Regions from separate parts of the Mus musculus genome. Here regions 1, 3 and 4 are each linked to region 2. The links are chromatin loops, found by intact Hi-C in ENCODE. Cell type or tissue: heart. All regions are shown on one strand.

Region 1 (8,000 bases), 66 kb before region 2:
CCCATTACTCCAAAAATGGCAAATACTTTTCTCTCTTTCGTGAATATATACAAAATCAAGATTAGAAATTTACAAAAGGAATCTATTTTGACCCTGCTGACATTCCAGGGCAGAAGCAAAAACTGACTTGAAAAATTCACAAGGACAGAGTGCAAAAGTGTCTGCTACCGAAGTCGGCCATCATTGGGAAAAGAGGCCCCTTGGTCTAGCAAACTTTATATGCCCCAGTACAGGGGAACGCCAGGGCCAAAAAGTGGGAGTGGGTGGGTAGGGGAGGGGGTAGGGTATAGGGGACTTTTGGGATAGCATTGGAAATGTAAATGAAGAAAATACCTAATAAAAAATTGGGAAAAAATAGTGTCTGCTACTGTGCGGGTTTCAGAATTAGTTTTGTGGTATCACAGAGACTATCCAGGGAATCAATATGGAACATGTGTAAGACGCTTGGTTATGAAGTTTTACAGGAAAAAAAAAGTTGAAGTCTTTCTCCTCAGTGGGATTTTGTTTGAACTAAAAAGTGTCCTTGACTATTCTCCCTCCTCCCTCTGTTCTGTCTCTGTCACCTAAGTGCCAGCATCCAGCAGTGTACTTAGCCAGGTGGCCATCCTTTCTTGGCACCTATGTGGTGTTGGTAAATTCAAACATGTCTGAACAATCTAGGGGGACCTGACTCCCTCAGAGTCACTACCCTGCTATTGTTAAAGGCACTCTTGTCAAACCAAAGTTTCAGGAGACGACGCACATCATCTCAGCATAACGTCTTAGCGACGACTTCTTCATAGGTTAGAAATTTACAAAAAGGAGACGTTAGGGCAAGGACTGAAGGACCTGAAGGGGTTTGTAACCCCACAGGAAGAACAATACCAACCAAACAGACCCCCAAAACTCCCAGAGACTAAACCACCAACCAGAGTACACATGGCAGGGTGGGGGGACCCATGACTCCAGCTAGATATATAGCAGAGGATTGCCTTATCAGGCATCACTGGGAGAGGAGTCCCTTGGTCCTGTGGAGGCTCAATGACCCAGGGTAGGGGAATGTTAGGGCACTGAGGCAGGAGTGGGTGGGTGGGTGAAGATCACCCTCATAGAAGCAGGGGGAGGGGGAGGGGATAGGGGGTTTGTAGAGGGGAAACTGGGAAGGCTGACAACATTTGAAATGTCAATAAATAAAATAAATGTCAATAAATTAAAAAAAAATGAAAAAAGAAATTTACAAAAAGGTGAGACAGGACCTGCAATCTGTGTGCCTGGTTGAAAGCCTGCTTTACAGATTGCCTAACCAATCTGGACCTTGTTCACCTTAAGCTGAGTGTAATTATAGAACATAGCTTCTTAGATGTTAGGAAGGTTGAAGGGAGCCTTGGTAAGAGGGAAGCTTTACCTCAACACCAGCAGGTGTTATCTTCACTCACACAGAGGCAGGCAAACATAGGGACTCTGCTTGGTGTGAGCTATGCATACACCCCTCTTTTAATGATGCAGTTGGCATTCTGAGACCCTCACCTGCATAGACTACGCGCACACACCCCTCTCCAAACAATACACCTACCAACCTGTTCTCAAGCCAGGACCTGGGCTGAGCTGTATACCTCCCTACCTTGAACAGTGGAGTCTCCTCCTCTCCCAACAATTATCAGTTTCTATTTAATTGTACTCTAGTACAACTAGGCATAAACTAGTTTTGAGAGCACTGTGATTAGGACAAATTGCATTCCCTGTGTGAATTTTTAGGGGAAAATTCTATTGATCATCACCATATGCTTAACAAATAATTGAAGACGTATATGATTAAAATCAGATGCATTAGAGACCCACAGCCAAACATAGATGGAGTTTGAGGAATCCCGTGGAAGAGGGGAGAAGAATTGGAGAAGCCAAAGGGGTCAAAGACACAAGACACAGCCCACAGAATCAACCAGCCAGGGCTCATAGGGACTCAGAGACTGAACTGACAATCAGAGAAGCTGTATAGATAAGTCTGACCTAGGTCTTCTGCATATACGGTATAGCCGGGTAGCCTGGTGTTCTTCTGTGAGAGCAGGGGCTGTCTCGGACTCTTTTGCCTGCTGTGGGACCCTTTCCTCCTGGATTATGTCATCTAGCCTTGGTATGAGGGAGTGTGCCCAGTCTTGCTATAGATTGTTATGTTGTGTTTGGTTGATATCCCTGGGAGGCCTCCCCTTTTCTGAAGGGGAATGGGAGGAGAAGGGGATCTGGGGGAAAGGTAGAGGCACTGGGAGAAAGGGAGGGAGGGGAAAACTGCTCTCAGGAGCATAAAGAAAAAAATGAAAAACAAGCAGATGCATTGTGGGAAGGTACATGAAAAAATAGAAAAACGCTTATGACCAAATGCAGTAATCAATACAGAAAAAAAATCACCCTCAAATACCCTTAGTAACCAAACTTCCCCTACTCTTAAACCCTGTAAAAGCAAGCCCTCCAAAACAGTTTATGCTCTTGAGTACTCTCCCTCATATGGCCTGTTGTTACTCCTTTTTGTCATTAATAAAAATATTTTACCGAATTTGAGGAGCTTGGCACTTTTTAAAAATTCCAAATCTTTTACACAGAACAAAACAAAATCCAATTTAATTTTTAATTTTTGTTTTTATTTATCTTCTTCTTCTATTATTATTATTAATTATTTTGAGACAGGGTTTCTCTGTGTAGCCCTGCCTGTCCTGGAACTCTCTCTGTAGACCAGGCTGGCCTTGAACTCAAGAGATTTACCTGCCTCTGCCTCCTGGATGCTGGGATTAAAGGCACACGCCAGCACTGCCTGGCCCAGTTTTATTTTTTAACCTTGATCTGGTGGCAGTGATGATTCTGAGGACCACAGGGAAAACAACAGGGACCTGACAGATGAGAATGTAAATCTGGGCTTTACTGTGTCATAGCTGTGGTGTACAATTGCTTACACTGTCTGCCTTCCCATAGGATACTTAAATAGCCTGTCCTTCTGAGGGTGTAGTCTTACTGATGGGTACAGGTGCATGGCCATGACTGATTTCTTTCCTAGAACCAAATCTTTTGGGCACTGTGGAGTCAGGGCTGCTGAGAGACAAATGATAATTATGGCTGCTCCACTTTCCCCATCCTGCCCCGCGTCACTGTCATCATATCTTTCAACAGCTGATGACATGAGATGTAGCTTCAGGTGGCCCTCTCATATTAAGTGTGCCTCAATTCCCCCAAAGATGGAGGCATCAGCTCTTTGCTAGTTGCTACCTAAAATCATGTACGCCACCTCACACACTTAAATGACGGATCCCTCCCCACCCCAGCTATTTTTACGGGTAACTTATTTCAGAATGAGCTCAGATGCCTTGCTGCCTTTGGCAGATTCTAGGGAATCATTTCTAGGTCTGCCTGGTTCTTTTTTCTTCTGTGTTTGATATCACAGAGGTGTGGGAGAAGAGATGAAAATAATCTCTTTAAAATGGTGACATTTGCTTGATCACACAGACATTTGTATGGCATCAAAGCTCTAGTTCCTGAAATAGAAGGCAGAGGATAAAGCAGGCTCAAGCTTAGATCCCAGCATCTGTGTCCCCAGTTCACCGCCCTTAGGCCCCATCTGCCTACATCATCTCTCACGGACACCTAATCGAAGACTGTGCAACACAAACCATGGATGTTGTGCTGCATCCTGGACTTGATGCTGATGCTCATTTTTAACTTCCATGAGACAAGTAGTCCTTTTGTAACTCGTCACCACACGCAATCACAGTAAGACATGTTCCCTGACGGCCAGTGGTAAAGCCCAATTGACTAGAGAACGATTTGGATTTATCCAGAGAAGATTCATGGCATCTCAAAACAGAAATGTTCTCTAATAAGAGACCTGGAATGGTGAGATAAATCCCAAATTCTTAGTTTTTCAAATCTTTGCAGTTCCCATCCTTGGAATATGAGGGAGGGAGAATACTGAGGGAATTCTCAGAGGATAATTTTTAAGGAGGCAATATGACCCAGAAGGCAGACAGCGTACCCAGGATGGCAGACTCAAAGCTGGTGGCTTATGTGGAGATATGCTTGTGTCTGTGGCAAATATAAGTGCTGGTCCAGGTCAGTGGAAGCTAATTCAAATAGCAACAGAATAGTTTCTCATTTCTAGCCCTCTAAATAGGGATTAAAGAGACTAGCTGGGCGTGGCAGGGTATAGAAGCAAACCTGGAACCTGTCACATATGGGTGGACAATGGAAACAGCTGTCAGAGTGTGACTGATAGGAGCATGGGCTCCCTAGGGCAGTTTCAATATACTGTCAAGACAAGTCTTCGAAATTGCCAATTAAGAGAAAGCAGTACCTATTCTGCTGAAGCTCCTGCAACCCACAACTCCGGGGGCAAAAATACGCCATGTAGCCCACTTCCCCACAATTCCCAGTGGCTGGTTTCCATGCTGGGGAAAAACCTGAGAAGTAAAACATCTCACAGTCCATTTGCTTCCTGCCGTCCTATTCTTGAGAATAGTCTATCATGGGAGGGAAGTGCAGATACGTTACTTCCCAAACAGGGTATTCACGGGTGTACTTTGTTGTTAACTTATCATTGAAAACTTAAATGTATCTTAAAACATAAGTATTAACACATCACAATACTCAGTAGTCTACATGAGACATGGGCCAAATAAAAGAGAACACCTGCAGTTCCTGAGCTATGGGATTAGAACCCCAGTCTCTCAAAGTCCCGAGAGTTCAACGTTTTGAAATTGGAGATGATTCAGTGGTAGAGCATGTGCTTATCACATGGGGGTGCAGGGGTCAATCTCCAGGAGGAAGAAAGAACACTTAGACTGCAGGCTGATACACCCCACCCCCAGACACCACACAGCAGCACATGAACTAACAGCCAGGCCAAAGACACTACAGCTGACAGCTCTTACAACTTCCCGAAGCCAGGAATGCCTGCCATGAGCACTCACATGATTAAAGACTTTTTCATACTGGTTTGTTCGGCCAGGGCCCAACATGACATTCTTAGTGTTCTAAAAATGTCATATTCCCAAAAGGGAGTCTACTTATGCTAAAATGAAATAAGTATAGTAAAAGAAATCTGAGTTAAAAGTTTTATTCATTCAACATCTCACATTACAAATATTTAAAAATTATATGCATACTGGTATAAATAGTCATTTGCAAACTATTTAATAACATTAATTTTCCACTAGCACTTCAACAAATGAACTCTTTTAAAAAAGAAACTGTGTTATATAACTTAAGAGTAGAACATACAAAAATAGGAACTTAACGTGAAAATGACTTTAATAAAAAATGAATTACCCTTATTTAAAATGCTAGAATAAATACTACAACCTCCCCATACACAGTAAAAACTATATGGAAATTCAGCCAAGTAGTACAATTAACTGACGCACTTAAATAACGTTCCCTTCTGATAATATGAGCAATACACTGGAAAAATTAGGGATTAGTAAAAACTAGACACCCACTTGCTAAAAGTTTCACTTCCAAAAAAATATAACAAAAATCTGATGAAATTATAAAAACTAATTATACTTTAAATTTTAAAAATATAAAAAATAAAACAGTTGAATACAATATTGTCCCAATTCTTACAATGCTATCAATCACAGTAGCTTTAAAATAAGATAATAAAATAAAGCAAATGACCAAAACCTCTTTTATTCCATTTTTAAAAATAATCTCAAATTTACATTAGTAGAAAGATTGATTTCTGATTCTTTTCTTTAGAAACACCAGCAAGAAAGAGGATTACTCTTAACAGTAGAAAATGACATTTTTTAATGTCTGCAATTAAAAACAAAGAATTACACTGCAAAGATCTTCCAAAGTGTGAGATAAGTATTGCACATAACTGGAGTGAGCTTGCCACAATTCATCACATTCAAGTTTTAAATCACCTTTTAACAGAAGATTCAACTCTTCAAAACAAAAAGGGGTGAATTATCAAGTCTTTCCAACAGCACTCTCATAAAATGCTAAGTTCATTCACTGCAAGTTTTATGTTGCATTCTGCAGAGGTCTGTGTATGGAGAAGTAAATATATTATACCAAAGCCAGGGGGCACGGGTAGGGTGGGGGGTCCTTTACATAGAAAATAATCAGAAACACTTTATTTTACATTGCAAAAATAACCATGTAATTACTCTGTAACTACATTGTAAATACATGGCTGGTGCCATGCTAGTGCGCTAGAACTACATGCTTGGTAAATTGAAGTGATACCCTAAAACCTGTAAACTAATTACATGTTAATAATGTTTGAGTTACATGGTAACTCCCAGCTACAATCCCATGTAATCTGAAGGACATGTAATCATAAAGTTCAGAGTAATAGATAATCATTGTTTATGCCCTGTAAAGAAGTGGAACCAAATCATCTGTAAACACGCTTGTCACACAATCACAAGTAAATATTAGCAGAATAACAATTTCTTACATTAGTCATGCATACTAACATTACAAACCTGTCCTGTGGCAGGCGATTTTGTTTTATTATATAGAATTTAAAAGAGCAGACATCTCTGAATCAAACATGTAACATCAATTAATTAAGATTAAAAATGATTAAACATTCACCCAAAATGTCTGCATTTTATGAATAATTTAAAAAACTTAGTAAGAAGCTGTAGACAATTTTGTTATTTTAAATTTCTACCCTATGGTTATGCATTTAATTTTTTTTAGGAACTACAGTGTTATTTTGTCATTTTCATGCGAATTTTTTTCATTAATTTGTGACTTTACATAGACTATTTCTTAAATTATAGGTACACCAGTAGCTGGTGCTGGGGAAGGATGTTTAAGCAACATGCTTTCTCTTCTCTGCAGACTCTAAAATAGCATTGCCAGTGCACAACATTCATAATTTAAAATGTATGCAGAGCACTGAAATGTATAAAAAGCAGAATATAAGAAAATAAAATTTATTAAAATTATTTATATTAAAAAATGAAGTATATGAAGATCTCTCAGTAATAAAAGTACAAAAAGCTACTCTTTGCAATATGAAAAATTGAGGTATTGCATAAAGAGATATCCCGTCAGTGAAAAGTGTGCCTAAAAATGTTCACTGTTGGAAAAACAAGGTATACAAAAGTAGTGCATAACAAATGTACATCATGTGCATGACAAAATAAGTCAGCTACAGACACTGTACCGGAATTCAGCAGGCCGTGTACAAAGGGAAAAGTATTACTCAAAGCTAGTTCTCAAGCAGTGTTAGTTCTTGTTAACTCATCACACCTGTTTACTGAGTAGGACCAGCACAATAGCACACCCCAAGCCACCTACAAGCATTAAAGGAAGAAAAAGAGGCAAATGAACATTCCAATTAGAATCATGTAGTTCAGGAGAAAAGAAAAAAACAAAAAACGTCCCTGACCAGCTACACGAGAGACAGCACCCTCCACCACACAGCTGCTCCGCTGTTCTGTTAGCAGGGGATTCTTTGACAGTGGCTCCCTCTTTCTGTTGGACTCTTAGACAGCAAGTGCCTCCATTTTGACCTTTGGAACTTAACAGGTGTAGTTCATTAAAGCCTGTGTTAAAAATAAAGGGCTGCTTTTCCTACAGACAGCAGAAGGGTCACCAGCCAGGCGGTGACAGCACTGCAGGCAAGTCTTTGGTTCTGAAGGATCCAAGATGGTACTGTTAGGCAGCACAGCTAGCAAGACTGCACTTAGACTGCTGCTGTTAAATGCTTTGCACACTGATAGTAATCCTTTGAACTACGGTAGGGCATTTAATAAGAGAATGTCAATTAAACCAAAAGTTACTTCCATGACCGGGGCTTCAAGAGACTATTTTAAATTTACCCCCGAAGCAGACTGTTCAAAACATAAGAACATCTTTCAAAGCTAGGGTTGTATTTATAATAAAGCATGCATTACTTGATGAAGTTGGCACTTCAAACACTATGTCCCATGCTAAGTTCGGAAAGTGTATGTTATTGTACCTTATAGGAAGAGTAAGATAACCATACGGACTTTTGCACAGATTTACACAATTAC
Region 2 (8,000 bases):
TATCTAAAAAAAAAAAACCTTTTGCTGTAACACATGTGCATGACACATTCATGTATACATGGCTTTAAGCCCATGCTTATGTCCCTCATCTGTGAGTAGGATAATGGCAGAACTTACCTTTCGCAGTTAATATGAGGACAGGCTCAACGGACCTTACTACTTTCTATACATTTTCTAAAGACATAGAAATGACTGTTCTACAGTATAGAAATTGAGTGTGGCAAGTGATGTTGAGCTAAGACATGAAATTCCCTTTACCTTGTTTCTGCAAGACAAACTGTCTGCTCATTAGTTCAAAAACAATGTGATTCCTACCAGAAAAAGGATATACTAATACCAACAGAGACAAGTGATCTTTGCCTGGACCTATTTTTAGGAATGGTTTAATTATCTACACCCCTAGTGTTAACACTGGAAAATAAACAAGTAGGTGAAAGGCATCACCTACCAAAAAACAAAATAAACAATAACCCCCCAAAAACAAAACAGGCTTTCTGAAACCAACATCTTCACGGTATTCAAAAAGAAACGGGTATACCCAGCACTGCTAAATAAATAAATAGATAGATAGATAGATAGATAGATACATACATACATACATACATACATACACACATACATACATACATACATTTTAAGCATGACAAAGAAATCATCTGTACTATTTCTCCCTAACTAGTAGTCCTTACTGACACAAGAAAGGTCAGAATTTGCAGAGAAGTCTAAAAGGAATTGCTGAATTGATCAGTTCAGACTGCTCAGACTGCAAGGTCCACATCTAAATATAACCAGGAGGAAATCTGGAACTCGTTGCTTTCAGTGACTCCCTACCTTACAATGTCAAAAAAAGGTCATTTTCCTAGACAGAAAACATTCATTAGTTTCCATAATAAAATTCATACATTTCTGCTACATATTACTGTTTTACCATTCTTCCTCAAGTGAGGAAAATTCTCGTTAAGCAAGAAAGGTATAATTAATTAGGACATCACTAACTACTCAGTATCTGTAATTATAAATGGAAAAATTAAGGCCCAAGAAACAGTTAACTATTTTCTTCCAATTACACCCGTTTGCTAAAATAAAGGCTGGTAACTGATTCATTTCCTAAGATCTCTAATGTAAGCACAGACAAGTCTGATTCTCTCATTCCACAGACACTCCACCACACTACTTCCTTATTCATCTTAATATATTAATGGAACAACATCTTACCGGAAAAGGAAAAATGTTGTCAGCCCTGTTCAAGCTATCTTCCATCCAGGATTTTGGAGCAAAGGCTGAGCTAGGGCGAGCATACTTCTGGAGCTGAATATGATTGCTTGCGAAATTTTTCTTCAAAGGTGAGATTGAGTTCAGGGGTGTTATTCCACCGTTCAGCCCTCTGCGGTGATCCCGGCCTTGAGATGCTCCCCAGCCACCGTAGCCGCCACCTCCTGGGCTCCAGGAAGAAGAGGGGGTTGGAGAAGGACTCTGGTAGCTGCTCCATGGAGAAGGAGGTTTGTTAAGATTATTCGCCAAATGAGGCAGCTGGTTAAAAGCAGCACTTCTATGTGTGAAAGGTGGGGGGTGGGGACTGGCAGGAGACCTCCTCTGCTGCTGATGCTGGCTGTGATGGTGCTGGAAATGGGGGTGATGAGGATGGTGCTGGGAGAGAGGCCCGATCTGAGGGGAGAAGCTACCACCAAAGCCAGGGCTGACATGATGGGGAAAATTTTGAAACAAGAGAGCACCATTATTAGCTGAAGCGCCAGGGACCCCTCCCTGGTGAAAGAAACTTGCATCTTCATTGATTATAGTGGAGGAAGAAGGTGCTATCGCTGCTGACCAGTTACTGAAACCAGTAAGGGACGATGCACTGGATGTCAAGGGTTGGGTGGAAGTCCCGAGACCGGTGGCTTCTTGGTAATCAAACCCTGTCAACACTGGTGATTCAATGCGTAGTTTTTCTTTTCCGTTGCTGTTTTCTGAAGAACTGTCCCCTGGATTTTCTTCAGCTTTTGCCTTTTCAGTTTCAGGCAGTATTCCAGCTTCCTGACCTGGACTCGGGGAGAGCTGTTGCTTTTCTAAAGGGTCTTGTTGTTCTTGCTGTTGACTTTTTGCTTTTTCTGACCCCAAGATCTCATCCTGAATGTTATGAGTAGCCGGGGCAGGAAAGAGCCAGGCTGACCCAGCACTGCTGCCATTGGCAGCTGTGTTATTATTTATAAAAGCAGCAGGGTTGGGGGTGGCATTTTGGTGATGGTGTGGAGGCTGCAGATGTGGATGGAATCGGACTGGAAAAGCAGATTTATTCCCAGTATTGCTTTGCACTAGCACTCCAAACCCGTAATCCCCCATTTATTATTTTTAGGATCAGAATCTCACAATAAAAAAAAGACAACCTAATGTCTCACGTCTTTCCTCCCCTGTATCTCAAATATGTTTGCTTGAAGTATCTTATTTATAGCTAACTCAAAGATCACAGCTTATCACCCTACGTATCTCTGATTTGGAATTCTGGTCTCTCTGAATGGAAAAGAACCTAAAAAAAAAAACCTCTTAAAATATTGATATGAATCCAATTGGGCTTATTTCAAGGAAGGAATAAAAAAGGAAAAAGGTAAAAATCAAGTCTTTGGTTAGTAAAATAGGCGCTTTCTTTTTCCAAAGGAAAATGTTCATGAATGACAAAAACACAGCTTCTCAAGCATCTATGGATATAGAAGAATAAGCATTGTGCGGAGTAAAAATATATATATATAAAATTTAACAATCACATATGGTCTTCCTCAGCAGTTTAGATTCACATAAAAATTAGAATAGGATTAAGGGGTGAATACGTTCTTTTCTTGGCAGCTTGGTTAAAAAAATCAGGAATAATTTAAGAACATTATATATTATATATTTATATATAGATAGATTATATTAGGTTATCTGGGGCGGGAGGTGAATTTCTGGTTGCCAAAGAGGAAATCAGCCTTGACTAAAGGAAAGATGATTGCAGGGAGATTTCTGCTGTTCCTGGTCCTGTTTCTGTTCTTTTGTAGGGTGCAGTGTGGGCCTCTGGGGCTGTTCCTTGGGCTCCGGGTGCAGATCTTGCTGCGTTTGCTGTTCTTGGGCTCCCCTCGGCCTCCTTTCCCCCATGAAAGGGGTTGGAAACACCCGTTTCTCCCTCTGGGGGGTGTCGCGATCAGGAGGGATTAGCGAGACTGGACAAGGGCAAGCTGGCGGCCCGGGGGTGCGGGGAGCAAGGGGGCGACCTGGAAGGTCCTGCGGTTTCTGCCTCTTCCCCTCTCTGCGGCTCCGGGATTTTTTTCCCTCATGGGACCCAGGGGCGGTTTGTTCAGTTCTCTCAGTTCGATTCTCCGCCGGGGGGAGGGGGAAGGGGGATGGACAAAAAGGAAAACCCCGCTACCGTAGTTACTCTACAGGAGAAAAGCCTCCCCCCTCGGCTCGCGCTCTCTTTTCCCCTAGACTGATTGGAAACTATAATTTAGAAGGCTTTTGTTTCTCCTCACGGTTGCTGGGCCGCCGCCGCCGCCGCTTTTCCCCGGTCCCGCAGTCCCAGCTGTCGTCGTTGCGGACTCCGTCTGGCTCTTCTTTTTCTTCCTTCTTCCTCCTCGTCTTCCTCTGCTGTCGCCGCTGCCGCCGCCGCCGCCGCCGCCACTGCCTCCGGTGCCCAGGTCCCGCAGCCGCGGCTGAGTCCTTCTCCTCAGGACCGAGCCGAGTGAAATGACAACCAGCTGGAAAGACCGAGAGACACTTCCGGTTCGATGAGGGAGGGGCGGGGTGCTGCGGAGGCCACGCCTAGCAGCCGGAAGACCAATCCGACACCACAATCCCGACTAGGCCACGCCTCCCAGCCTCAGAGCTCCACCCAGGAAGGTCTCTGGTCATCTCAGAGCCGCCTCTTCCGCCTGCGCCTCGCCCAGCGGGGCCGGCGTCGGCCTCGGGTCTGCGCACCCAGTGCAAGCGGTGCACCGCCATCTTTTTTATGGGCAAAGATTCCTTTGCGATTTATGTTCCCAAAGCAGGCTTCTTAGGAAGTCCGTAGAGAGACGCTCGGAAGAGAATGGACATCTTGCACACTGAAACACTGAGCTAAAGTGTTGGGGGTCGAAGTGGCAACCCATGAAACCTAGAATAAACGAGAGGCCTGCCCTGAGTAAAGGTGGGTGCCCCGGGCATCACGTGCTCTGGCCCGAGCTCCGCCCCCGAGGGATGGAAGGAGAGGCGGGTTTTCCCGGCATCTGTGCTGTGCCTAGAACTGCATAGTCCTTATCCTGAACGCACGTCTCCGGAGGGATTCCCTTCAGTCTCCATTCCTCCACCCGAACCACCTACTCTCCCATCCTCCCTTTGAGATGCAGATGCTGTAGGCGTCCATGGCTGAGCCACCAACTATTAGCTTTCTACTCCACCTTCCAAGCAGAACGGAGGGATTTTTCTAAAAACGAAATTCCAGTCACGGTCCTGTTGTGCTCATACCTTTTTAAAAATGGCAGTCCGTTACCTGGAGAATAAAGACCAAACTCCGTATTGTCCTGTGGGCAGTATTCTCTGTGCCTTTTTCCACGCCTTTGTCGTCTCCTCTTGGCAAACTCTCATTTCGTTTTAGGAGTAAGTCTCCAACCTACCTACTCTGCCTTCGGAATCTCTTTTTACAGGCATACATGACCCTCGATACCGCTCATGCTTTTATATGGCATTATATTACATTGGTGGCTTATGTCTCTAAATCAGTGCTTAAAACAGTAGTTCTCAACAACTGGGTTGTGATGCCTTCAGGGAGGTGTCCAATGACCCTTTCACAGGGATTGCCTAAGACCCTCAGAAAACACAGATGTTCACATTACAATTCATAACAGTAGCAAAATTACAGTTATGAAGTAGCAACAAAAGTAATTTTATGGTGGGGAGGGGTCACCACAGCACGAGTAACTGTATGAAAGGGTCGCAGCATTAGGAAGGTTGAGAGCCACTGCTCGAAAGATTTGACATTGAAGATTGGAAGCACCAGAGAGGAATCTTGAATGGAGACATACATAGAGAAAAGCAGCAAGAATGAAATCTTTTCTGAAAGGTCTGATATTCAAATCTGAATTCATCATTTAGTTTCTTATGCCATTTGGTTTGGAGCTCACATGTTGGTTATTTGCTGTCTACTCAAGGCCTCCCTGTCTTTGCCTTTGTATAGGCCTACTATCGTTTACTCTGCTGGGGCCTGAAGTAATATATTGTCCTCAGCATAAGTTTTAGATATGTGTTGAATAAATGTTTCCTTTGGGAAATGGAAACTGAAGAAAAAACTAAGATAGAGCCCAAAGTAATTCCAACAAAATCATATATCTATATCTATATCTATCTACCCAGTATGGTGACACACACCTTTAATCCCTGAGTTCTAAGCCATCAGGTCTACACATCAAGCAAGTTCCAGGCTAGCCAGGGCTATCATCTTGTCTCAAAGACTCATCATCACCGTCATCTAACCCTTCCTTCTATATCAAGTGTCTCAATTCTCCAACACTTCCTGTATGGCTTGCCTATGTGGATCTTATTCGGGGATGTTATTCTCCTTCGTGTATATGTATCATACTGACCTCTGCAGTTCTGTGAGTTCTTTGAGCATAGGTAAGGTTGGATCTTACTCTGTTGTTTTCCTTTTCTGCCGCTCCCCTTGACACACACACACATACCTTGAGACTGAGCTGGCTCAGCCAGGTACTATTTCTTTCAGAATGATTTCCCTAACTTCCCCTTACTAGAGAGTCTTGTAAGATTCCTCTTTTTAAATTACTACTGGGTGTCAGTAAGTTAGTTTCTTAAGGGTGATTTGTGTGTGTGTGTGTGTGTGTGTGTGTGTGTGTGTGTGTGTGTGTGTGTGTGTGATTTGTCTTTATGTCACCAGTGACCAATAGAGGATCTGGCTCAGAACAGACTTAGTACATGTTTACTTAATGACTAGCTGGATGTTCTGTGTCCAGTAGATGGTTGTGGGTCACTTGGAGCTATCAGTTCTTCTCAGTATCTTAAAATGGCAACTGTGTCTTAGAGGAAACTGACCTGAAAACCAAACAGCCCTCAATTTGAACTCAGATCTGCTGCTTCCTCCTTATGTAGCCTTCAGCATCACCACTCCAAGTCCTTTCTTCCCCATAGAGCCATGTGGACAGTATCCCCAGACCTTCCTAGGATAGTGAGTTACATGAGGTCTGTGTAAGCGCAGTGCCCACATGCAGGGATCAAGATACGTGTTCCTTATTAAGACATTGAGTCCAGAGAGTTGCTTCAGCGGCATCTTCTACCTAGAAGAAGTTGCATGGACCAGTGTTCAGGAACCTCTCTTGGTTTGCAGAAGACATTCCAGGATCAGTCAGTGCTTCCGTACCAGGTCACTCTACTTGTTTAAGGTTTGGTCTGGGCTGAGACTAGGATGATCACTGGGACATCTGAGTCATCAAGGGTCAGGCTGGTGGTTAGACACTGAGAGGAAGAGAGAAGGAAGGGAGAAACGGTTCCTTTAAGTCTGCAATCTACTCAGAAACTCAGGATATTCAACCCAAGACTATCCTTCTTGAAAACATTGTGGCCTCAGCAACTGTCCCCTGGTAACCATGACAACAATTCAGCGACTCTATTTGGGATCTTTAAAGGGATCTATTGTTGCAGATAAGAGCTGGATGGAGCACTCAGCCTGCAGTAGGAGTCCTATCCATGAAGTATGCTCAACAGGAAGCTGGCAGGTTGCAGGGAAAGCATTCTTTGCCCAACCATTAAGGTGCTACCTGGTTCAAAAATAAATTTTGAAAGCTCCCTTCCTGTCTAGAATACAGACCCTTAAAGAAACTATAGACTAGGGAATGCCTATAGCCTGCTAGCTGCTGCCTAGCCCCCTCTAGGTCTTGAAGCCAACCATACCCCAAACTTGGAGCCTTCCAGGAAGTAATGTTAATGTCTGTACCAGCCTCTTTCTTCTAAAGCTTGGCAGATGACATAATTCTCATACCATAATCACACAGGGTAAACTCTGGCCCCCTAGAGCTCTAATGTCCTCACTACTGCTTTTGAAGCATACATTGCCAGCCATTTCCAAATAGCCCACACCCAAGCTACCTAGAAGCCTATCTAATGACTTTAGCAGTCATAGCCTCCACCCAAGGCTGTTTATATTGTGTACAGTGCAGTTCCATAAGGTACCATAGACTAGTATATGAATGAGATCCACAAGAGTTATACAGTACATGGGCCCTGGTACCTTTCCTTTCTATAAAACATAGGGACACATTAAAAAGTATGGCACCCCTACGGAAGAAGCTACCAGATACTAACATAAATGATATAAGCTCATATCTATGCATGCAGAAATATTTAAAGCAATTTATCTTTTTAGAGTCAGCAACCCAGAAGGTTTTTAACTGAATTGAAGAACTTAGTGTCTTTAGTATTGGTTTTAGTAAAAAGGTAAGTCTAGACAGGTATAAAGGCTGACTGTATAGGAAATGAATACTCAATAGCTACTTGACTAGCAACATTAATGAGCTTCCTAATAAAATGCCACGATACACTTTTTAATGAATATAAAGATCTCAAGGGTTAAAGGCAACTCCTGTGAAGGCAAAGAGAGGATGGGATAACTTTGAATCATCTCATTTAGGAGTGCCTGCAACTCGCTATCATAAAGTGAGCTAGAGGTGGAGCCAACCCCCAGCACAGATTTTTTCTCAAATTCCACTTCTGCTCTTCACTGAGACCCAGAACTGGAAAATGGTGCATATCTACTTAGAACACACCATTTTTAATGACTAATGATAGGTTGTTTTCTTCTCTTGCTTGATGTTCTGTAATGTGTGCAAGCCTCTGAGTTTTCCTCCCACCTTCCCGCAGAGTTCTGGCACAGAGCACTAATTAACAAGCTGTTTGGGTGGGAATAGCCAGCTTCTTTAATGCATCCTTACCAAACAACTGGTTTGAAAAGGTGAGGCGCAGCATGGAGACATGCTGCCCATGAAGTGCCT
Region 3 (8,000 bases), 74 kb after region 2:
ACATGCTGTTTGTGAATGAGCTTCCCCAGAGGTGGGAAGTGGGAGAAGAGCTGCTATGGTCTGACTGTGTCTTCTTCCACAGTGCTGTTCCTATAGAACCAATGTTGTTCTAGGGTTCCTTTGCTTGCTTTCCTTTGAGTGTGTTTGTTTGAGGCAGAATCTTGTTATGTAGCTCAGGAAAGCCTCTGCCTCCCAAATGCTGTAGACCGGTTTTGTCCTCCATGGAGAAGTGTGTTAGAAATTGCATCTTTCCCTCATGTGTTTGTTTGTTTGTTTTTTGTTTGTTTGTTTTTTCCCTCTTATGCATGAGTTTGCTTCCCATGATGCCTTCGGTAGATGATCACATGATCAATAAGCTTGAAGCCAAGGAGAGGCCAGCACCATTATCTCAGACTTCCCAGGCTTCAGAATGTCAAATAGAATGCTTTCAGCTTTTGTGTGGGTGGAAGTGCACTTGTGTGTGCACGTGTGCGTTCATGCATGCATGCGTGTGCTTGTGTGTCTCTGTGTGTGTATGATATCATGTATGCACATGTAAAGGCCACACAAAGACACTGGTTGTCCTGCCCCATCACTCCCTACCTTCTCCCCTTGAGACACTCCTTTCACTGATCCTGGAGCTCACCACTTGTCCATGGGGCTGCTGGGCAGCCATTTCTAGGCATTTCCTGTGTCTGCTCACTGTTTCCCCTCCTTGGTCACAGGTGGACACATAGTCAAGCCCAGCATGTTGTGCAGGTATTAGTGTTTCTAAGTCAGGTCCTTAAGCCCTCTTAGATGCTGTGCCATCTCTCTGTCCTAATCTCTATACTGTATAAGTTTGGGCTATTCTAGCATAGAGGTAGACTGAGTTAAAGCCACATCTCAGATGATTTGGGGATCAGTTGGCACACAAAATGATGAATATGGTAGTAATGGGTATTCAAAGCTAGAAATGGCCATGTAAGAATACCTCCTCTCCTATAAAGAAAGGTAGAACAATTTAAGAGTAAGCATTAGGCTTCCTGGATTTCATCTCATGAGAGATTTGGGACAAGACTGAAGACACCCTTTGGTTAATAATTACTCTGGGACAGTGGTGAAGGTAGATTTGTAGAGAGGAGGCTAGAAGCAAGAACATTGGGAAGCTGATCAACATGATCCTGAGACAGACAGTGTCATAGTGAGCTTCAGGTGTCCTACTTTTCTAGTGCTATGAAAAGACTCCATGACTAAGGCAACTTATAGAAGAAAGAGTTCATAGGGGACTTGTGGTCTGAGAAAATTAGAGTCCATGACCAACATGGCAGGAACCATGGTGGCAATCTGATATGGTGCTGAAAGAGTAGCTATAGCTCACGTCTTGGTAAACAAAAGACAGAGAGAGAAAACTAACTAGAACTTGTGGGGGCTACGAAATCTCAAAGCCCACTCCAGTGACACATCTCCTCCAATAAGGCCACACCTTCTAATTCTTCCCAAACAGTTCCACCAACTGGGAATTAAGAATTCTGCTCTATGGGCCTATTGAAGCCTTTCTCACTCAAACCATCAAAGTTAGCAACTTAACCCACTTGGGAAGACAGAACTTCAATTGAGAAATTGCCTTCATCAGATTGGCCTGTGGGCACAGCCCACTGTGGGCAGTGCCATCCCTAGGCAGGCAGTCTTTGACTGTGTAAGAAAAGTGGCTAAAATTGTACACGGGTGTAAGTCAATAAGGTTGCTCTGTAATCTCTGCTTCAATTTCTGCCTCTGGGTTTCTGCCTTGGGGTCCTGCCTTGGAGATAAACTGTAAACTAAAAGTCAAATAAGTCTCCTGCCTCTAAGTCAGTGTTTTTATCACAGCAACAGAAATCAAACTAGGGCATTCGGCAAGCTCTTTGTAGGGCCAGTGATGGAGATAGGAGGTGGGCAGCTTGGAGAGTTATCACTAATGATGAAAGAATGAGAAATCAGTGCAGAATGGCAGGAGGGGTCTGCTGGGATGTGGGCCCTGAAAACAGCTGCCAGAACTGGTACACCAGGCCCTCTGAAGCTGCTACTAGGTGACCTCAGGATGACTTCAAGGTTTTCTGGGTGCTAAGACATTCCAGCAGCCTGTCTGCAATTCCTGTTGATGATGCCCTCACCACAGACTCCTCACACTGAGTACTGGGTAGTCATCTGTACCTTGTGGCCCACTGGGGTTTGATGTGGTTTGTCCTCCGGGGTTTCATGTCTTGGGGATTTGGTTCATAAGCTGAGTGGTGGGACCCTGTGGGAGGTCTGTAGGGACAGAACATTCTAGAAGGGGTTGAAGTAGATCTTGTGTGAGCAGGTTGATTCACAAAAGAACCTGTAGGGCTTCGTGTCTTGCTCTTCCATATACGAATTCCTGCAGCTGTGACACCATGTGCCACAAGGCAAAGAAGGTAGCAGGGTGGGGGGTAGGGATAGGGGTGTGCTCACCAGAGCTGGTGATGTGCCATTGGGCTTTCAGCCTCTCAAACAACTCACAATATGGACATCCTCTTTTTATTTATAGTTTACCCAGGCTCAGGTATTGTATCATAGCAACAGAACACTGACGAATACCAGAGCCACTGAAAATGTATTAAAGACAAAAAGACACAGTCTCTGATCTATGGAGAGTTTGGGAGAGAGCAGTCAAAGCCACGTCAGCCTCGGGCTCTGACCACTGAGTATTTGTGACTTGTAGTGGCTAATGGAAGCCCTGCTTGGGTTTGGTATAAATTACTGTAAACAAAGCAGGGTTATGACTGTAACTCAGCAAGGAAAGGAAGTTGATTTGCTCCAGAAAGTCTTCCTTGACATAGATTGCGAATGTGTATTTATTTATGGGTGTTGTTTGTTTGTTTGTTTGTTTTGAGACAAGGTCTCACGAGACAGGCCAGCTTGCAGTAACTACCTGTATAAGTCTGATGACCCTGACCTTCCTGCCTCCGATTTCCAAGCACCGGGATCAGAGATGTGAGCCACTGTGCCTGGCATGCATTATTTTTGCGTATGTTGTTGATTAGGCTGATTTCAGTTAACCCAGTGTTCCACCTTTAGGGGAGCCAGGCACTACCCTGAGTGCTAGAGAACAAAACAGACCCAAATCCCTCCCCTTACACAATTCATATTTTGGTAGGCAGAGACATTCAAATTCAAAGAGGGACCGTGGCAGTACAGTCATAGCAGGTCAACTGTCCCATGTGGTTTTCTCATGTCAAGCAGGCTTTAAGGAACACTTTACAGCTAAGTGTGCAGCTCTAACCCACTAACAAGTTACACTTCTTATTCCTTTATGAGAAGTGACACCAGTGGCTTGGTCTACACCTGTGCCAGGCAGCCAGAAGCATGCAAACGTTGGAGCATCTTAAAGTTGAAGTGATAGACAAAAGGCCCAAGTGCCCTACTCCCTGGCTGAGATGGTTCATGCTGTCACACCCACTGCAAGACTGTTTGTCACAGGTACTATGAGCATCTCATGGCAAAGATTCCACTAAGTATAGGGTCTTAGTGGAGCAAAAGCACACTGGTTTCTTTGCTCCATGCTTGACATGCTGGAAGGGTTATGAGTAAAGTTACAGGACATTCAACTAGATTTTAATGCAGTATTTGTGACATACTTATAATAAAAACAAAGACAAAAACAAACAAACAAATTTGTCTGAAATTCTGAGCTGCCATGGTATTCTTTGTTTCATCTGGTAGCCCTAACTCTGCAAGCTTCGGAGGTAGATGATAAGCGTTCCCACACAGGATTGGGGGGCTCTACAAGTTCCCTTCCCCATCTTCCTGGTCCACAGGGCGGTGTGATTCTTGGATCTCACCTTCAGAGTGCAGAGCATATGTTCTCTGGGGAGAAAGCAGCCTGTGCAAATGGGCTGTCCGGTGGGGAGCTGGGCCAGGAGAGCTCTGCCGCTTCCTTGCCATTAGCGCCCAGCAGAGGAGCCTAGAAGTGCAGGAAGCCATCTGGAGCTGTGTGCTGAGTCACAGGCCCTGGAGGGAAATAAGAACATTGTGACTCTGGGGCAGCTGAGTGGCATTTCCCTGGAGATGACAGTGGGCACCAGAAATAGAAACCGCTCCTCTGCCATACACTGAGAGGTTGGAGTCTCTAATAATCCTCAATCTAGTGACCACAGGGCCTCACTTCAATGCTTAAAGGCTCGGACAGGATTGGTGACAAGGTGAAACCACCTCCTTTTATGCAAAGGAGAACTATTACTGTTTATTATTACTCGGCAGATCGCAACACCCTTAACTCTAGTTCCAGGGCATCTGACACCTCTGTTCTCTGCTCAAACCTCCACTCATGAGCATATCCCCCACAAAACCCCCCACATAATATAATTTAAAATAAAAATAAGACTTAAAACAAGTAAAGATAGCATAAGGGATTAAATCAGTCCTGCAGAAAAGCCTCTTGCTCCTGCAGATCTGGCACACACAATGAGTGGTGGGTCTCAGCAGCCTAGGGATTCCAGGACATCTCCCTGGTAGGCTGGTGTGGTCATTACATGGGACCATTCATCCTTTTTCTGGAGTCAGCATTAAACAAAGCTCCCAGGGAGGTCTGAAGCTGGTGCTGGGAGCAATCTAATTGTTGAGGCTACACTCATACACACACACACACACACACACACACACACACACACACACACACACACACACACACACACACACAAGGATGTTAACAAAACAGCCATTTTCCTATGCCACAAACACACTAAACCTGGCCCACTCTCTGCTTGAATGACAGAACAAAGTTAAGACCAGTGCTCCAAAACCATTATTTTATTGCTTTTCTGTGTTTTAATTATAATTTTTAATTTTTGAGATTATATCATTTCCCTCCTCCCCTCCTTCTAACCTCTCCTATGCACCCCCTGCATTTGAATTCATAGCCTTTTTTCTTTAATTGTTGCTAATTTTAAATACATGTATACATAATTATATATGTACACATAGATAATATTAGGAATTGCCAGATCTGTTGTTACTCCTGGGTAGATCCCTGGGGAGTGAATGGGGACTTACAAAGCAGAGTCTTGCTGGAATAGGCAGGTTACTTTACCATGACGTAAGCCATAATATAAACTGTTATGTTGTACTTTGCCTTCCAATACGGTAAACCAAAACCATGAATAACGTAAGTCTTCCTTCCCCCGCCCGAATGCTTCCTCCTCCAGATTGTCTGTTTGGGTATTCTCAGGAGAAAGGCAACTACCACGCCCCTACTCTACCCTCTGCTTTGATGGGATCGAACTTTTTAGTTTCACCACACAGCGTATATATGTAGTGAATTATCATACTATGTCCACAAAACATGTAATAAGTTTATGTCAATTTAAGTTGAACTTTAGATATCAACGTTAAAATTAAACTCACCAGACAGCAGTGCCCAACAAACAAAGAAACCAAAACAAACAGAATAAAAATAAAAAGCAGCTCCACTTCTAAGGGGCTTCAGATCAGTTCGGCTTCTCACTGCACAATCTCCTCCAAATTTTACTAGAACCCCATAAGCTCAGCCACGCAACCTAGGAGTGCTCAACTGCATAGCTAAAGAAACTGAGTTTGGCAAAAGTAGAGGTTTAAGCAAAAAGAAGGTCTAGACTAGATGTTCTACAGACCCAGCCTGAGCTCAGGGCTCAACAGAAGCCCTTAAAGCTGTGGGGTGACCTTCCCACTTGGGCAAGGACAGAGCTGGGCCTGTAGCTCCCAGCTGCAGCTAACTGAAGGAAGGATGGTGTGTGTGCCTGGCACAGAAGATGCACAGTTCCTATCTGCTCAAGGCATAGAGGCATTTGCCTTTGGGGAATGTGACTTGGAAGGTGGTTCAGCTGATCTGACAGCTTAGTAGCTGTGAGTTCTTTGTACGACAGAGTTAGAGTCTGTGCTCTATCATTACATATCATGTGTTGACTGAGTGTGGGCTTTGAGATCAGAATGGAAGCTCTGGGATCCACACTATTACTTATGGCTGAAGCCTACTGAATTAGCTTCTCTAGAGAAACTGATAGGTTGAATCTATAATATACACACATGTGGGGCAATAGGCTATGCACAGACAGCTTGGTCTCCAGTTGAGCTGAGGTGTGGAACGCTGGTGAAACCTGGTGTTGATAATTTTTACCTACATGGGACAGAAGGCATTCCCTCATGTCCCCTGGACCTCTGGCTCCTGTAGAAGATACTGCCCCCACGGCCCCCACAGGAGAAGCATGTGGCTAACAATCACATACACCATGTCCCAAGCTTCTGACCTTCAGGCTAGACTCTTCCCAGTTACCTAGCAACAGCAAGATAACAAGCCCACTATAAGAGGGGCTACTTGGCCCCACCTTGTTCTCTCCCTCTTACTCTAGCCTTTCTTCTCTCTCTCCTTTTCCCCTTGTCTCCTCTTGGCCATGGCCAGTCTCTCTTTCTACCTTTTCTCTTTTCCCCTGCCTTTCTACAATAAAGCTCTAAAACCATAGACTATCTCTATCAAGGCTGTGCTTGGACGATGGGATAGGCTTTCTTCTAACGAGCTGCGTCTAACTTCCCGATGAAAGGCCTTCCGTCCCATGTAAGTGAAAATTTTCACCACCGGGTTTTACTGGGGTTCCACACCTCAGCTCAACTGGAGACCAAGCTGTCTGTGCATAGCCCATTGCTCCCCCCCCTCCCAGGATTTGTTAGAGTGGCTTCTGGGTTATGCTCATACTTTTCCAATAATGGCAGTTTCCCAAAGGAAAGTCCAAGAACTCAATAGTTGTTCAGACCACAAGGCTGGTCATCTTGACTGTTTGGCAATATACACCAGAATTTCAAAGAAGTAGGCTCTAATACTGGTGAAGAAATGGACTTGCCAGCAAAACCTTCCTTCTATGTCCTCTTTATAGGACGCCACCCAAAGGTGTGGTCCCAACTCAAGGTGGATTCTCCCACCTCAACTATTCAGATTTAGGGTAGGTCTTCCACTTCAAATACTTCAAGCAAGAAAAACCCTTCACAGCCTCTTGGTGTTTAGTTCATTCCAATTGTAGTCAAGTTGACAACCAAGAACAGCCATCACACCCACACATTCCTCTTTCTACCTCAGTTTTCTAATCTATAAAATGGGAGTGATGATACTTGCCCCCTGTGATGGTTCTCAAGAATAAAGGGATGAAGAAGTGGTTTGAAGAAGTCTTCTGTGTGGTCCTTAAATGTCAGGCTTTGCTTGTGTTGGCTTTTCAGGTTGAAATCTAAAATTCAAAATACTCCAAAATCTAAAGGTTTTTTTTTTTTTTTTGAGCACTGTCGTGATGTAACGAGTGAAAAACCCCATGCCTGACCTCTCCTGGTGAAGTGTACACAAACTTAGTTTCATGCATAAAAATACCTTTACATACTTGTGTAAAGTTATCCTAAGGCTATGTTTTTTTTCTCTTTTCCTTTTGTTTTGGTAAAATATTCTGACAAATATCCACTTAAGGGAGAAAGGTTTACTTTCACAGTTTAAGATACAGTCCATCATTGTGGGGAAGGCAAGGCAGGAGGAGCTTGAGCTAATGGTCAGGTAGCACCCACAATCAAGAAGCAGAGGGCAACAAATGCATGTGGCTGCTCAGCTCCCTTTCTCTACTTACAGGATCCTAGGGAATGGTGCCGCCTATAGTGAGCAGGTCTTCCCACTTCAATGAATGCAATCAAAATAACTGCCCAGGCATACTCTGAGGCCTGTCTCCCAGAAAACATTGTCTCTGTGAAGTTGGTGGTTAACACTACTCACCATAGGCTATGTGCACAAAGTATACAGGAACAAACATACACAAATTTAATCTTTGAACTAGGTCCCATCCTCAAGTTATTGCAGCAGTATATGACAATAGCAAACCTGAAACAGTGGTGTGGGTAAGGGCTGTTGAGAATGTGAAGGCTGTTGAAAGGGGTTTAGATAGAAGCACAGAAGTGTGTGAGAAACTCAGCGTGGGAGACTCAATGAACAATACTTGTCATCATTAGCCTCCCACTAGCATCACCAGCATCTGCAGCATCAC
Region 4 (8,000 bases), 160 kb after region 2:
AAACAAAGAGTCCCATGGACCCCTCCATCCCCGAGTCTATCACTGGGATCCTGATGTGAGGTTGTGATTGTTATGGAGGCAAGAGGAATCCATACTTTAGTAGTCCTGGTCAAGTGAGAGTCTGCCAATCATGGTCTGTCTTCTCTGGTCTTTCAAAGCAGTCTGACAAATATTCAGAACTGTGTGAACTCTCTTTCTGAGATCCAAATTCTCCCACTGGTGTGCATCATGCTTCCTTCTTCCAGACTGAGACTTCTGGGGAAATTCTAATTTCCCGGGGACCACTGTTGCAATGGTCTTGTATGCAAAGGGGGAGTTACCTTATAATAATCACTAACATTCATTCCTGCCAGACCGGAGACACTGCTGGGCTCATCTCTAAAATTAGGCTGTCCTGTGACCTGGCACAGTTGTTTCAAGCTAAAAGACTAAGATTAAAAATCTTCATTACCTTAATGCATTAATTTATGCATTAATTAATTCATTACCTTAATGCAGCTTAAATAAACACCAAACCCCAATGGCTCCTGGAGAGCAATTTTAAAGTTACTTGTAGGTTCGTGTTCCTGCCACAAAGTGGGAAATAGAGAAAAAATATTAAAAAGTCACTCAGCACTTCCCAAGCCTCAGAGCAGAGTTTAAGTGCCTCCTGTCCCCACGGTGTAACCAGCTATTAGGGTTTTGGCAACCCCCAATGAGAACATCAGCCACTACCAGTATGCTGAGGAACACTGAGAAGCAGAAAAAGGAGATGTATTCAATGTGGCCACTTCCGGGAGAAGAGAGAAAAAAGAGGCTACTATCCTTGGAAGGTCCCCAAGTAGACACCAGCAGACTTGCAGGCCACGAGGCATAGCCCCATCCTTTCCAACTAGTAGCTCCTAAAAACAGAAGCCGAAGTTCAGGACGCTTGTCTGCTGGACCCTAAGATTCTATTGTCTGTTACCTCTACAGAAACAGAGCAGGAGACAGAGGTAAGAAATTCTTCTATACAAGGCGATGTCAGAGAACAGGACCCAGCAAGAGGTTCCAGCAGAATCAAGATTAACATGTAAGAGAATCTAACTGCAGAATTTGTCCCAGCCTTGAGAATGCCTTATGCTGTGTTAATAGATAATCATTATCCATGTGTCCCCAGTTTGAGTCTTTGTTCTGGGACACAAGAACCAGGAGATGTCACTCAGCAAGTGCCTTTCGAACCCCAGTATGTACCTAGAACCCAGGCTTGGGGGAAATGGGGTGGAGATGTCTGTCTCTGTCATGTTAGTTCACGGACCTGCCTCTAAGACACTGGTCACTGTCAGAGGCCAAACTCTACATCCTGAGGAAACCAGGCCAAGCTCCCCCCCCCCCCCGCAGCTCTCTCATGCCATGCTATAGCTCCACAGCCCCTGATTTACCCAGTACCTGGCTCCTCTGTGCTGCTTGTCACTCAGGCTGTCCCAGACTAAATCACGTGGTGTGGAATGTCCTGCCACCTCATGAGAGGTTAGGAGCTGGCTATTATAACTCAAAACTTAACTAGCACCACAATAAACTGCCTGGTTTATTGAGCCACCTCAAACTGCACTGTTCTCTTCATTTTCTAAATCTATACCTGAAGTCCAGAGCTCTTCTACAGAATCTTGTGTGACGTTGTTTCCTGCCAAGGTCCCAGCAGGTATTCCCAATACAACAGCATTCTTTCCATGGCCTGGACTTCCCTACTGTTGGTTGTTCACAATTCACATAGACACAGAGCCCTTGACTGGGCAGCAGTTAAGTCCCCTATTCACCTATGACTGTGACATTCTATGTTCAATCTCTCTCTCTCTCTCTCTCTCTCTCTCTCTCTCTCTCTCTCTCTCTCTCTTCAAAGTCCATCCATCTCAATGAACAGCTATAGTTAGAGCAGCCATTCTAGAGCATCACATGGAGTTTTACACTTTCATTATCAGTTATATTTTTATGCACTGGTCCATCACATTGAAAAATCAATGACATAGTTAAAACCAGAAAAACAATAGGTGTATAGCCTCTTTCATAACGCATGTGTCTGTTACCTAGAGGAACGAATCTGTGGGTGTCTTTATAGGCATATGTTGTATCTTGTATCTTAAGTTTGTTTAACTGGGTTTTCCTAAGTATGTTCACTCGACACTCGGCCGACTCCATGGGTACGGAGCTCAAGAAGTTGATGCTCACTCTGGAATTCCGTGAAACAGGTTGTGTGCAAGTATCTGACATGCTTTGGTTTTTGTTGTTGTTGTCATTGTTTTGTTTGTTTGTTTGTTTTTGTACGAATGTTTCGTCCTCATGTATGTCTGGGTACCATATACACAGAGTGCTCATAGAGGTCAGATGAAGCCATTGGATCCTCTGGAATTGGAGTCACAGACAGAGGTGAGCCCCCGTGTGGTTGCTGTTCTCTTAACCACAGAGCCATCCTCCAGCCCCCTGAGGTGTTTTAAATTCATCAGTGATGATTTATATAGACAATTAGTCTGCTGTCCTGGGCATCCATGAAGCCAGGCACGTGCTTTTTGCCTAATATACCATACCCTGTTGTAAGCACTCATGTGACCTTTCACCCCCTAAATGGACACTGCAGAGGGGTTTGCTCGACTGTACACCATTCTCTGATGTCACTGGCTGGTCACTACCAGGCTGTTAGCACGCAAGGAATGAGATCTCTGACACAGAACAAGGCGCTTTCTGAGACCTGCCTAGCAAACTCTGCTTGGATATGTTTGTCAGTCCCTCACAGCTGACTCTCCATGTTCAGAATAGGCAAGGGCTCGAGAGCCATTTCTCCTCCGTTTCCCACATACATACATAGTTCTCTTATTGCTGCTTTAGACCAGCTTGAAGAATTTTACGCTTTTCTTAATGTGCTTATTGGTATACCGGAGTGGCTGGTGTTAATGGAGAAATGTTTTTTTCTTCTGCATAACACATTAGTAAATTCTATCCTGTAAGAGGAACTCAGACTACACAGTTAACACAGATTACTGCAGGCCCTGGTAAGAGTGGCTGCTGAGGGGTCTGGTATTGCTGCCTGTAAACTATGCAAGTGTCCCCAAGAAGGAGAGTATTCTCCAGGCTGCAACAGAGATCCTCAGGGCAGGACAGACATCTCCATCCTTATAAATGACCGCTCCAGGTGATCTCTACTGTCCTGTCCTAGTGTCCAGAGTGCCTCTGGTGTAGCAGAGAAGGAAGTCTTAGAGAAGGAAGCCCAGATTCTTTCATGGACCATGCCTTCTGTCTGTCAAAGATACAGCGAGGGCCTGAAGCAGCTTTCCACAAACAGTCCCACCTCCTCCAATCATCTCCCTACCAAGAAACCAGAGACCTTCAAACAAGCCAGCTTAGTCCTTCTCCTAGCTCTAAAGCTATCACAGAATGTTCAGACTAACACTGTTGCTCCTACTTCATCTCTACTGCCACCCCTCACTAGCCCCTTCCAGTTTCCGTGCCATTCCTAAAGGAGCCACAGGCCCCTTGTCCCAGGAGGGCTTGCCTAGAAGGTCACTCCTCAGAGAAGCCCTCCAGCGTTTTCCTTTCATATTAGTTGGTCCCACTTTTTATCCAAGCACCTATGAGTTCTCAGGACCTTCTCATCCACACACGTCCCTTCCCTTGCAGGAAGGCTCAGGCCACTGCCCTGCCTCGTGCACGTATAATCTACCAAGCCTGGATTCCTCTCTAGTGGCCCCCAGTCTAGAATTACAGCCAGGGCACCAGCCTGCTTCTGGAACAAGTGTTAGCATTTTGCTCACAGCAGCTCTGGAAATTAGATGCTAGCCCCAAACCCCGTGATTCAGTCAGCAGCTTGAGAAGGCTGGGTCAGGAACACAGGGCTCTCCTTTCTTCTGAGAGATAGCAGTTTTCCAAAGGCTGGGGCCACTGAGGAGAGCTGAGTGGCAGGCCTGAGAACTGACCTGCATGCTGGAAGCCAACCCTCCATGGCACCGTGCCAACGGTGACACTTAGCGAACCAGGCAATTGCCCAGCTTTGGAAAGGAGGTGCCACCTAGCTCTGGGATTGTGGTGTAGCTAGTGCTGGGATGGGATTGGACTTTCCTTTTCAGAACAAAGACAAACACACTCCTCTGGGAAGCCCATCCTGGGAGAGACTGTGTGTATCAGAGGCCCCACTTCCGTGCCAAGTATTCAAAGCCCGTGGCCTGGCTTGCTTGCTCTAGCAGTTCCTGGCAGAGGACATGGGCATTCTCCAGCTTGGAAATTTAATTGCCTACCATAGCCATGAAGCCCATTTCCAAGGCAAAAAAAAGAAAATTGAAAGGAAAAAAAAAAGAATAAGAAAAAAGAAAAGCCACATGAGTTGTAGGAGAAGTTCTCACGGAAGCAGCTAAGATGAGCTGGCTGCTGCATTTGACCGTCAGCCTTTGTGGGAGGCCAGTTTTTCATAAGCCAGTCCCAGAAGCTGTCGTTCAGAAGAGGAAGAGCAACAAAGACAGCTCTGTCAGCAACGAGAAAATGGAAGTCACAGGCAAAACCAGAAAACGCTGTCCCCTGGAATCATCATGATCTGCAGGATAATTGTGCCAAGCTCGGACGCCCAGGAGTGGACGCTGATGGCCATGCCAGGGTCAGGTGGACTCCTATTGTTCTCATTTCTAAGCAATGAGCTTGTCTTAACCTCTTTCCTGTGTCCCAGTTTTAAAAAAAAAAGTTTTCTTTGTCTCACTCAGACAAATGCAGCTTCACAATGAGCTACCCTCTCCTGCAGACAGACCTCTTAGCTTCTCAGTGAGCTACCCTCCCCTGCAGACAGGCCTCTTAGCTTCTCAGTGAGCTACCCTCTCCTGCAGACAGACCTCTTTGCGTAGACCCGTCCACTCTCAGGGAGCTTGTGTTTCTCTTGCTTGAAGAGAGCAATTTCTTAGAGAAAGGAGCATGGAGGGGTGGAGGGGGCAAAGCTGCTTGCTGCCTCTTTTTCTCATATTGGTGCCTCAATCTCAGCCTCAGCTTCGGAAAATATGGTAGGGCTTAGCCCAGAGGACAAGGATCACAGGTCTCAGGCCACAGTAGGTGTTTAGGCTCGGGGGGGGGGGGGGCAAGGGGCGGGGAAAGCTGTCATGCATCCATCTATAAGGATTTCTTAGCTCTTTGACAATTTTAAGAGTACATCTGGCAAAAGGACACTGTCTGCTAACATCTCAAACTCAACAGCAATAAACAAGTTCGAAGACTTGGCCACTATGGCAGAATAGAAAGAAACCAGCAGGCCTCATCTGGGGGCTTGGGATGAGGAATGAGATCTTTAAATGATATAAAGTAAAAACGAGCCTTGACATTCTTGTTTTTCTTTTTTCCTTTTTTAAGATGAATCTTTTCTCAAAAGTCCGGAGTTGAGGAAAGTGATGACGGGCAGAGGCAGATGCAGACGAACTGGAAACCCACCACAGCTGGAATGAGGAGGCTCAAAGGACGTAGAAGCCCCCATATCCAGCTCTCAGAATACTGAAATAGTGGATTCCAAGAAATTAAAAGTGCCCTAGGAGCCTCAGGCTTGGAAAAGGAAAAGGCTGAGGGGGCTCTAGTCCCCAGAAGGACATTTCACTCAGTGTTGACAAGCTGTCAGACGGCCAAGTAGCAGGCAGGATGGAGCAGAGACAAGGATGGCTCAGGGATGGCTGGACCCGACCTTCCCCAGGGCTCCTCAGTTATTCACGCTCTGCTCTTTGTTTAAACTAAAACTTCATCTCAAGACCCCAAAGATGGACTTCAGGGGAGGGGGGCACTTGACACCCCATCTCTCTCCCTAATGTAGCTACTCTGGAAACAAACAAACACTTTTTTTTTATCATTATTGCTTGTTTTCTGAGGGCAAGTCACTGGGCTCAATGTGAGAGCTACTGGGGCCCAGACTATCCCCAGTTGCTCCAGAAACAGTGCTTGCTATTTGGTAGACATTAAGCACGCCATGTAGTCTGAGGGAACCTCAGGTCTGTCTTAGTAATTCTACTTCTTGTCCGGGTTCTGGGTACTACCTTCATTCTACCAGGGAGCTCAGGTAACTCAGCTAACTAACATAAAGACCAGCCCTTCTATTGGGATCCAGGTCAAATGAAAACAGGGAAGAAAGATGGGGGAGAAGAGAAGGCAAAGAAACTACTGTTTTACAATTTGTCATTCATTTTTAATGCTTGCTGTATCCCACTCTGTGCCAACCTGTGTTAGGTACCAGAAAGATACCTGTGGGTGAAGTGTCCCTCCACCGCGAGTCTTTCAGAGCTTCTGGGATGATGTTGACCACTGAAACAGCACTCAATGCAAGGAGAGCGTGAGACCCAGGTTCCAGCAGGGCTGCTGGGGATGGGAGAGCTTGGGTTATTGACTTGGGCACTCCTTTCTTCTTCTTCTTCTTCTTCTTCTTCTTCTTCTTCTTCTTCTTCTTCTTCTTCTTCTTCTTCTTCTTCTTCTTCTTCTTCTTCCTCCTCTTCCTCCTCCTCCTCCTCCTCCTCCTCTTCCTCCTCCTCCTCCTCCTCCTCCTCTTCCTCCTCCTCCTCCTCCTCCTCCTCCTCCTCCTCCTCCTCCTCCTCCTCCTCCTCCTCCTCCTCCTCCTCCTCCTCCTCCTCCTCCTCCTCCTCCTCCTCCTCCTCCTCCTCCTCCTCCTCCTCTTCTTCTTCTTCTTCTTCTTCTTCTTCTTCTTCTTCTTCTTCTTCTTCTTCTTCTTCTTCTTCTTCTTCTTCTTCTTCTTCTTCTTCTCTGAGACAGGGTTTCTCTGTATAGCCCTGGCTGTCCTGGAACTCACTCTGTAGACCAGGCTGGCCTCGAACTCAGAAATCCACCTGCCTCTGCCTCCCAAGTGCTGGGATTAAAGGTGTTGTAACACCACTGTCGGTGACTTGGGCACTTCTATGTGCTTGGTCCTAGGAAGAACTTTGTGAGTCACTTAACTCTCATGCAAACCCAATAGAGCAGGAGCTGCTATCACCTCATCTAGGCTCAGGGTGACAGGTCTTCCCAGGAGCTTAGAGTCCATGGCCCTGCTGCATACAGCAGTGTTGTCCCACTGGAGATAGTGGCTATCTCAGTTGTATTTCTATTGTGGTGATAAAACACCAAGACTAAGGCAACTTAGAGAAGGAAGGGTTTGATCTGTCCATGATGGCAAAGAGAAGGCATGACAACAGGAATAGCTAAGAGCTCACAGCTCAAACTGCAAGTAGGAGGCAGAAAACATACTAGGAATGGCATGAGTCTTTTTAAACCTCAAAGCCCACTCCTATTGACTTACTTCTTCCAGCAAGGTCATACCCACTGGGATCAAGCATTCAAACATAAGAGCCTATAGGGGCCATTCTCATTCTGGGAATAGCCCGTTGGTCGGGCTAGCCTAACTACTCTGTTCTTGTCCCCTCTCTCAGTCAGATTCACGCCTTCACACATGGATAGAGAATGCATGGATCAGCTGTCTGCTTCATGCTTTCTCTTAAGTACACACACATATGCACAGATGCACACAGGAAGCCATGTATTCTCATGTTTCCACTCTCACAGTGCTTAAACAAGGACCTCCTTCAACTATGTTTTCTCTTATTCACACTCTCTCATGCTGTCTCATACCTATACTCTCACACACTCCCTCACCATCACACACCTTCTCACAACCCTCACACACTCTCACACACTCACACATACCCTCACACACATTCACACATACCTTCACACACCCTCACACACTCCCACACACACCCACACACACCCACACATCCTCATACACCCTTACACACTTCCACACACCCTCCCACCCTCACACATATTCACATACTCCCACACACCTTCACACACCCTCACACACTCCCACACACACCCACACACCCTCACACACTCCCACACACACCCACACACCCTCATACACCCTTACACACTTCTACACACCCTCCCACACTCCCACACACCCTAACACACTCTTATTTACTCCCACACACTCATACACACTCCCACACACCCTCATATACTCCCACACATTCACACATACTCACACA

What was found. A loop is a pair of places that touch in the nucleus more often than their neighbours do. Peaks named below come from ENCODE experiments on the same cell type or tissue, not always from the same donor. Only the 100,000 strongest peaks of a DNase experiment are listed, where the experiment ranks them.
Region 1: it touches region 2 in a loop (2.7-fold over the local background); 13 of 42 quality-filtered maps call a loop at or near these places.
Region 3: it touches region 2 in a loop (6-fold over the local background); 3 of 42 quality-filtered maps call a loop at or near these places.
Region 4: it touches region 2 in a loop (1.9-fold over the local background); 5 of 42 quality-filtered maps call a loop at or near these places.

The regions. Positions count from the first base shown.
Region 1 is chr11:31,932,694-31,940,693 of GRCm38, reverse strand. Cpeb4 (cytoplasmic polyadenylation element binding protein 4) reads right to left here. Exons shown (of 10, transcript NM_026252.4): 10 at 5,059-8,000. Among named protein-coding and RNA genes, the nearest start is that of 4930524B15Rik, 29 kb to the left of the region's middle. In heart, no CTCF peak of the experiment used is centred here; a DNase peak (open chromatin) is centred at 4,873.
Region 2 is chr11:31,866,628-31,874,627 of GRCm38, reverse strand. It overlaps Cpeb4 (cytoplasmic polyadenylation element binding protein 4), which reads right to left and starts at 3,688. Exons shown (of 10, transcript NM_026252.4): 1 at 1,216-3,688. The coding sequence starts at 2,340. In heart, a CTCF peak has its summit at 3,159; DNase peaks (open chromatin) are centred at 1,607, 3,227, 3,777 and 4,187; H3K4me3 peaks cover 4,847 bases; H3K27ac peaks cover 4,753 bases.
Region 3 is chr11:31,792,400-31,800,399 of GRCm38, reverse strand. No RefSeq gene overlaps it. Among named protein-coding and RNA genes, the nearest start is that of D630024D03Rik, 28 kb to the left of the region's middle. In heart, a CTCF peak has its summit at 3,908; a DNase peak (open chromatin) is centred at 3,959; H3K27ac peaks cover 1,846 bases.
Region 4 is chr11:31,709,822-31,717,821 of GRCm38, reverse strand. Gm39673 (a long non-coding RNA gene) reads left to right here and starts at 2,395. Exons shown (of 4, transcript XR_872338.2): 1 at 2,395-4,599; 2 at 5,332-6,303. In heart, a CTCF peak has its summit at 4,020; DNase peaks (open chromatin) are centred at 3,841 and 3,961; H3K27ac peaks cover 2,018 bases.